Regions from separate parts of the Homo sapiens genome. Here regions 1 and 2 are each linked to region 3. A link is a loop called in an ENCODE intact Hi-C map of the cell type or tissue named here. Cell type or tissue: mammary epithelial cell. All regions are shown on one strand.

Region 1 (2,500 bases), 58 kb before region 3:
CTTCATTTAGGACAGGAGGTGCATGGACAGAGAGACAATCAAGTTTTGTATACTGGGATTGTCATTTGAATGAATACATAACCTATAGGGCATTGTGGGTTCCTTTAAAGAATGGAAACAAAGGCCAGTTTTGGTTAGAATGAACTCAAATTTGAGTTATTGCCTGTATAGGGTGCTTCCCTCTACCTCCCAATGGTAAGTTCTTGGGAAACGGGTACTTTCACAGGATGAGTTCCTCAACAGAGGAAAACTGCAAGGCAAGGACCCTCACAATTCGCTGCTGTTCATCTAGAATTCTGGGGGGCAGCACAAGGCCACACTGTGCTCCTCAGCACCAATGGGACATTGACAAACTAGAGTAAATTTAGAATAGAGACAATGGCAAGTGAGATTCTGGAGGGCTTCACTGGTGATGATGGACTATGAGGCTAAATGACAGTGGTTTAGCCAAACGACCACTAAAAAGGAGAGCAGGCTGTCTTCCCATACCCAGGGGAGAGATGTGAGGACATCACTGCCCTCTGAGCCTGGCTTCACACACGCACTGGGATGTGTTCAACTCTATGCCAGTCCAGAGGATAGAAATACTTTTTGTGCTGTCCCTGTAAGCCAAACTATGGCAGTTCATTAGCAAGCAGAAAATGTATGTTTATATTGACTTGGAATTCTATAAATTGGGCCTTCAAAGATTATTTTTAGACACTTTTTCTTAGATTTCCATAAAGCCTTCCTTTCTAGGAGTTTAATGTTAAACAAGTTTTCTGTGAAAAATGTTTTAAAACATTAAATAGGTTAGGGATGTAAATGGTACATGCCCAAGTTATTTTCAAAAAGTGACACAATTGGAAGACTATACTTTTGTGTATATGCAGGACTATTATTTGGACCTAAGTTTTCAATGGACCTAAAGTCAGCTTGTAGCAATTTGAAATGGAATGATTTACATTCACAACACAAAGCTGGTCACACCCATGATAGCAGCTTCTGTTCCTGTAGTGGGCAGACAGCCCCTTATAGATAAATTCATCTCAGTAACTTTGCTTCCTGGTGGGTTCAGCAAAAGGGTCCCACAGGCTGCTAGTCTCGATCTGTTCCCTTCTCTGCTTTACAGAGTTCTAAGCCTTTCTTGTAACCTGGGGGCAAAATCAAACGGAGAGGGGTGAGAGAGAAGAAAGGGTAGCAGGGGAGGTTAAATAGGTTATCACCAAGGAAGGGTGTTCAGTGACTATAAATTAACAAATCCATCTTTGTTATGAAGATGGGCAATTATTTTTCGAGGTAATTTCAAGAGTTAGTAAGATGTTCTATACAATGGGCCTGCCATTTGAGTGACTATGTATCTATAGGTTTACATGTTTATCTGAGTATATGAGCTCTAGAATTAAAAATATTATCAATGGAAGGAAAAAGCAGCTGAAACCAACTATATACGGGAACATGCAAGATGTGACCTGGGATGGAATGGTGGGAGATTTTGTGATTCAGGACTGAGTCACCCCTGAATGCTTCAAATCTGGCTACTACTTAAGCCACAACTGGGAGGCATCCTTGACATTGTGAAATAACAAAGTGATGCCGAGTCAGAGGGTAAAAATTTCAGTGTAAATAGCAGTTGTTTCATGCATTTAAAATCAAATTGGTTCAAGGTGAAACAATTGGTGTTAATGAGATGATAGTTCAGGAAAGAATAAAGACCTGCCATTTCTAAATACAACAGAATGACTAACAACTAGATCATAACCGCTTTTGTTTGCTATGGGGACAATACAGTAAGAAACAGAAGGCAGCATAAGTATATCAAAGAGTGATCAAGTGATCCTAATACACTTCGAAGATGCTGGTCAAAAATATTACTAAAGAAGCCTTCTTTTCATGATGATACAGGTGTTTCTTCATCATGTGGCTATATATATATATATATAGAGAGAGAGAGAGAGAGAGAGTAAGAAGATGTAATAAACTGAGTAAGTGTATGAAATTGCTTACTGTGCTATGCCATTTGGTGCATTCTGGAAGGATTTATGCTCTGAGGATACTTAGACTATCTAGTTCATTAAGCAAGTTAGTGTGTGGTCATTCATATCACACAGTTGAGCCTAAGGACATAAACATTGCTTCCATGAGAAAATAATATACCTGACTTTCACATCATTTTGATCAACAGCACTTTTGTTTCAAAAGTATTGAAACCCATTACTTCAAGGACAGCTGATACTACAAGACAGCTCCTACTGTGAAACACTATCTCCTTGTTGCTACCACAATGTAGGCACATGAACAATAATCTTTGCTGCCTGAGTCATTGCTGCTGATTACTCTATACCTCTGGGGGAGTTTCTGGATCCACAGAGGTAAAAAAAAAATGTTATAAATAAGGACCCACTCAAATCTCTTCGTGAGTGCTGAAGAATTGCTAACGTGTGAGCAAATGGTTAAGTGGCAATGAGTACTGCCCTGCTAGCTCACAGGCACCAAAGACCACAAACAAAGGCATTTTCAA
Region 2 (2,500 bases), 67 kb after region 3:
TATCACCATTTGACCAATTTTTGAGTGTCTGCTATAGAGAGGGACTTTTTGAAGGTGCTGGGATAGGGTGGTGAATAAAACAGCTCTAGTTCCTGTTCTTAAAAATCCGATAGTATAGCAGGAAGAAAAAGAATAACAAATTTACAGACAAATACATATGCAGTTAAGACTTAAGTATTATGAAGGAAAGGAACAGGATGCAGTTGTAGAGGGTAAGGAGGACTTTTAGAGAGGGCAGTACTTTCAGCAGTGTTGTCAAGACAGTCTTTCTGAGGAGGTGACATTTAAGCTGAGACCTAATGGATAAGAAGGAGCAAAATATGAAAAGATAACCTAAAAAAATTTCCCCAAAGTCCATCTGAATCAGAGTAGGTATTTGATTAAAGATAGTTATAGTTATTTTTGGCTATTATATGCCTAGCACTAGGATCTGCTTTATGGGGACACAATAGCATCCGTTACCTGACACTCAAGGGCCTCCATAACCTTTCTCTTGTCTCAAGGCGTAGGTGTGTTGTGGCCCCACACATATAAGGGAGGTCCATCATGGATCGATGGCAGGCACTGATCTGGTTCTTTGTAGCAGGGATTTATTTTGCTGGACTCTCCTTAGCCAGGGTCTTTTTTTTCTTGAGACAAAGTCTTGCTCTGTCGCCCAGGCTGGAGTGCAGTGGCACAATCTCAGCTCACTGCAACCTCTGCAACTTGGGTTCAAGCCATTCTCTTGCCTCAGCCTCCAGAATAGGTGGGATTACAGGTGCCTGCCACCACGCCCGGCTATTTTTTTTAATTTTTATCTTTTTGTATTTTTAGTGGAGACGAGGTTTCACCATGTTGGCCAGGCTAATTTCGAACTCCTGACCTCAGGTGATCCATCTGCCTCAGCCTCCCAAAGTGCTGGGATTACAGGCATGAGCCACCATGCCTGGCCCAGGATCTTTTTTTTTTTTTTTTTTTTTTGAGACAGAGTCTCGCTCTGTTGCCCAGGCTGGAGCGCAGTGGCATGATCTCAGCTCACTGCAACCTTGCCTGGGCCAGTGTCTTTTTATAGTATCCAAGGTTTCTCCTTTCTCTACAGTAATAATGATGTCAGATAACTATTCCTAAGATGTTTGGTCCCTGTGCCTTGAGTCATGCTGTTTTCTCTTTCTATCAAACCAGTCCAGCTCATTCCTGAAGCATTTCTGAAGCTGAATAGGAACGTGCTTCCTCCTCTGAATCACTGAAGTACAGTACCTATCCCAATGTACTTTAGTTTGCCTTAACTTACTTTTTGTTGTATTTGTTTAATTTCTTCTACTGGATTATAATTCCCCTGAGTAGACAGTATTTGTCTAACTATCTTAGAGTGCTGAGAAGAGTGTGTGGCTCAGACTATGGGTGTAATTCAGTTGACACATGGTGCATGCCTATAAGGATATTCTGAGAGTGACAAAGTTAAGACAGACATCAGACGTAATTAGTAAACACACATATTACACAGTTCCATATTATATATGAATGTAAAACATTCAGATAAGGAATATGAGGCAAGTATGTACCAATTAACCTCTCTTTATTTTCTCCACACCGCAAGCACCATTCACTCATCGTTTACCTCAGCAAGCACAAAACATATGTGTAAGATAACTATTTTCCTTGGCTTTCTTAGTGTACATGGTGGTAATACATATAACCAAAGGAGTAGGGTGGGATATATACCATAAAAATGGCTAATATTATTTTTCTCATTATTTTTGCTATAAAAGACAATTAACACAGTCTTAAATGTGGTTTTCCGGTCCCCAATGTCTTTGTCCGAAAAATGGGGGTATTGTTTCCCACCTTGATCTTATTTCCAACATCAGAAAATGAATTTGTTATGCCTTCCTCAGTACATGGTGATGGTTAAGAGTAGAGGCGTTTTTATTATCTTGCTATAATATAGAGAAGGTTGACTCAAAATATTCCTGCTATGCTGCTACAGTTATTTGGAGAGGAACATTTCTCACCCACAGGGATACAACTACATCACTGCATCAAATTGAAGGTGAACTCTGCAATGTGGCGGTGGCACTTCAAATAATATAGGCCATAAGGAGAAGAAGTTTTTAAAAAAACACAAAAATAAGGATTCCAATCTAGTATTTATAATTACATTTACTGGTCATATGAAATATGATATTTCATCCCCTGAAATGATATCACGTGTCACGTGAATTTCTGAAGAAACTGTCCTCTAAACAATTTTGTCTGCCTATACGTTTATGGATTTTTACCGCAAAGCTATGTCAAATATGAGCACTTAATTCAGAGCAAACACTATGTGCGTGTGTGTTTTTAAAGGCTTCTAAACCATATTAAATTTTCATTCATATAGGTACACAGAGACACATATTAAATAAACCTTCTACAAGAGTAACCCGTCCAGAAATGCAGCAAGAGGCTTCCAAAGGGCTAGATTTATTACAAATTAATCAAATAGGTAAGATGGATCATAATGGATATTCCAGCCAATGTA
Region 3 (2,500 bases):
CACAACGTGTGTGGTAGGAAGGCAGAGATCTGCTCAGGGTAGGAGTTCTGCCCAAGTTTTTCCTTCCTAACAGGGATGTAGGGTCACCAAAAACCTCTGGACCATGAAGTCAGAGGCCTGCCTAATGTGCACATCACTGTATCTCTGGTGCTAGTACAGTGCCTGGACAATAGTAGGTGCTTAATAAATCTTTTTGGAATAAATATGAATGAATGAGCGAAAGCAATGAATAGATGGAGGATGATATTTGTGAGCTCATCCTGAGCCACCTGGATCCAGAGAAAGCCAGGGAAACTGGCTGCAAATGTCAAAGACATTGGTGTTTTGCTACAACCCCTTCTCCATCTGGCTCACATCAACGCATGGGGGATTGATGTGGATTGGGGGTTTTGCTCTTCAGGTCTTATGTAACTGGGATTACATGTACATAAACTTATAATAAGCTCATTATTGCTGCAAAATATTAATAGCTGGTTCCTGAGTATTCAAAAAATAAAAGTGGCTCTCTTAGATGAGCAAAACACATGGGTTTGGTCTTGACACCTTTATTATCCTTCTCTGAAAGCCTCAACCAACCACCCCCCAAATCTATATATCTCACTCACCTTGACAATTAGGAGATTCAAAGCAAGTGGTTCACATGTCAAAAATCCTCAGTGTCCAGATGTGGACACTGTCCAGAATATCTAGCAGTAAGTATTATATATATATTTGTATAAATACTGAAAGCCACTGAAGACAAAACAAAATGCAGAGCTCTGACTTCAGTGTTTAAAAACCAACAGATGGAGGTCTTCATTATTGTGAAATGCCAGGATTAGAAAACTTCCTGTGGTCCAAGACTCTAAAACTTCATTTGGTGACCATCTTTTTCTGCCTTTTTTTACATAGCAAATAATATACTGAGGAATTTTCTGCTCATGATTTTCTTATGAGGCTTTGAACTTATATAAATAATCTGCATTTTTTCCAGAGACATCTCAAAAACTGAGGTGGGATAACTTGAGCACATTCATGTTGTCTTTTGGGGTCTGTTGTAAATCTCAGCACATTTGGGTTTTATTGCCACCTTTATGGCCTTCTCATCTTGCTGATACTTTCCCAAACCACCTCCATCCCAAAGAATTTCTTCTTCTCTAATGAAAAGTGCTCCTTGCTTCTACAAATTCTTTATCTGCATCTCAACAAAACATTTCATGGCAAAACTTCCTCAACAAAATTAAAGCACTGATTTCTGCAATTAGCTGTAAAGGAAGATGTATTTCCCACTTTTGGGAACTGGTACTTCCTAATCAGGTGTTAATAATTAGCATCCACACCATGGTCAAGAAGTCAATGTCCTAAAATTTATCAAAGACATACTTTATATCTTTTTTTCAAGTATGATTAAGGAAAACAACAATAAAAAACTTTATAGTAGATGGTGGAAGGAGCGATGAGATGTGGGATCTGGAACTACAAACTCTTATTAAGCAATGCTTTGACTCAAGGTCACTGGTATGAGCTGAGCACACAAAATGTAATCAGGGCTACTCATCCAACGCTGACTAATTTCAGGCAACTTTCCCAGGTGTGTGCTGACGTAACAATAGAACCTCATCCTGCTTGACCAGCATGGAAATCAGCAGTTAGAATAAAGTATTTGAAGGTTGCTGTCTGAAGGGAGGTGCTTTTTTACCATGTTCTGGCTGTACTAGCTTCTTATATTGATTGTTCTTCCTCACTGTCATAAGCAGCATTCAACTACAAATAGAATTTAATCCCCTCCCTCCCATTTTTCATGGTCAGGGAGACGGTTCTTGTCTAAGTGACTCTATTTAATAGAAGATGGACAAAAGTCATTATATTGCTTCTACATAAAGGAAAACAGAACTGGAGAAAGTTTCCTTTAGTTATAAGCCTGACATTCAGTCTCAAAAAGAAACTGAAAGATATTTCAATATATGTGCTTTTAAGTACACAATTTTTGGGGGATGAGGACAAACGTAGAGTATATTTCTTTACAAGAGATTAGAGGTTTGAGAAAGATTCTACCAGCAGTCATTACTGAGACAGCCAGTCTGAATATAGGAAACAAGACAGTGTTCCCTCAGCTATTCTGATTCACCTTGTGAGCTTAATCATAAAAAATCTATGGGCCAGGTGCAGTGGCTCACACCTGTAATTCTAGAACTTTGGGAGGCTGAGGTGGGCCGGTAGATCACTTAAGGTCAGGAGTTCGAAACCAGCTTGGCCAACATGGTGAAATCCAGTCGCTACTAAAAATGCAAAAAAATTTATCTGTGCATGGTGGTAGGCATCTGTAATCCCAGCTACTTGGGAGGCTGAGGCAGGAGAATTACTTGAACCTGGGAGGCGAAGGTTGCAGTGAGCCAAGGTCACACCGCTGCACTCCAGCCTGGGTGACAGAGTGAGACTCCATCTCAGCAGCAACAACAAAATCTTTTATGATAAAACTGAATTAGGAAGAATCTTTCATAGCTTTCAGAAAACCTACAAG

What was found. Hi-C counts contacts between places; a loop is a spot of excess contacts. Peaks named below come from ENCODE experiments on the same cell type or tissue, not always from the same donor. Only the 100,000 strongest peaks of a DNase experiment are listed, where the experiment ranks them.
Region 1: it touches region 3 in a loop (5-fold over the local background); 2 of 110 quality-filtered maps call a loop at or near these places.
Region 2: a loop joins it to region 3, with 9 times the contacts of the local background. A loop is called at or near these places in 2 of 110 quality-filtered maps.

What each region holds. Positions count from the first base shown.
Region 1 is chr14:33,646,713-33,649,212 of GRCh38, reverse strand. The region is part of intron 5 of NPAS3 (neuronal PAS domain protein 3); the gene reads right to left. Among named protein-coding and RNA genes, the nearest start is that of SNORA89, 61 kb to the left of the region's middle. In mammary epithelial cell, no CTCF peak of the experiment used is centred here; DNase peaks (open chromatin) are centred at 1,522 and 2,272; H3K27ac peaks cover 1,573 bases.
Region 2 is chr14:33,521,912-33,524,411 of GRCh38, reverse strand. The region is part of intron 4 of NPAS3 (neuronal PAS domain protein 3); the gene reads right to left. LOC124903299 (a long non-coding RNA gene) reads left to right here. Exons shown (of 5, transcript XR_007064111.1): 4 at 2,360-2,464. Among named protein-coding and RNA genes, the nearest start is that of SNORA89, 190 kb to the left of the region's middle. In mammary epithelial cell, no CTCF peak of the experiment used is centred here; a DNase peak (open chromatin) is centred at 1,131.
Region 3 is chr14:33,588,557-33,591,056 of GRCh38, reverse strand. All of the region lies in intron 5 of NPAS3 (neuronal PAS domain protein 3), which reads right to left. Among named protein-coding and RNA genes, the nearest start is that of SNORA89, 120 kb to the left of the region's middle. In mammary epithelial cell, no CTCF peak of the experiment used is centred here; a DNase peak (open chromatin) is centred at 1,556; H3K27ac peaks cover 1,215 bases.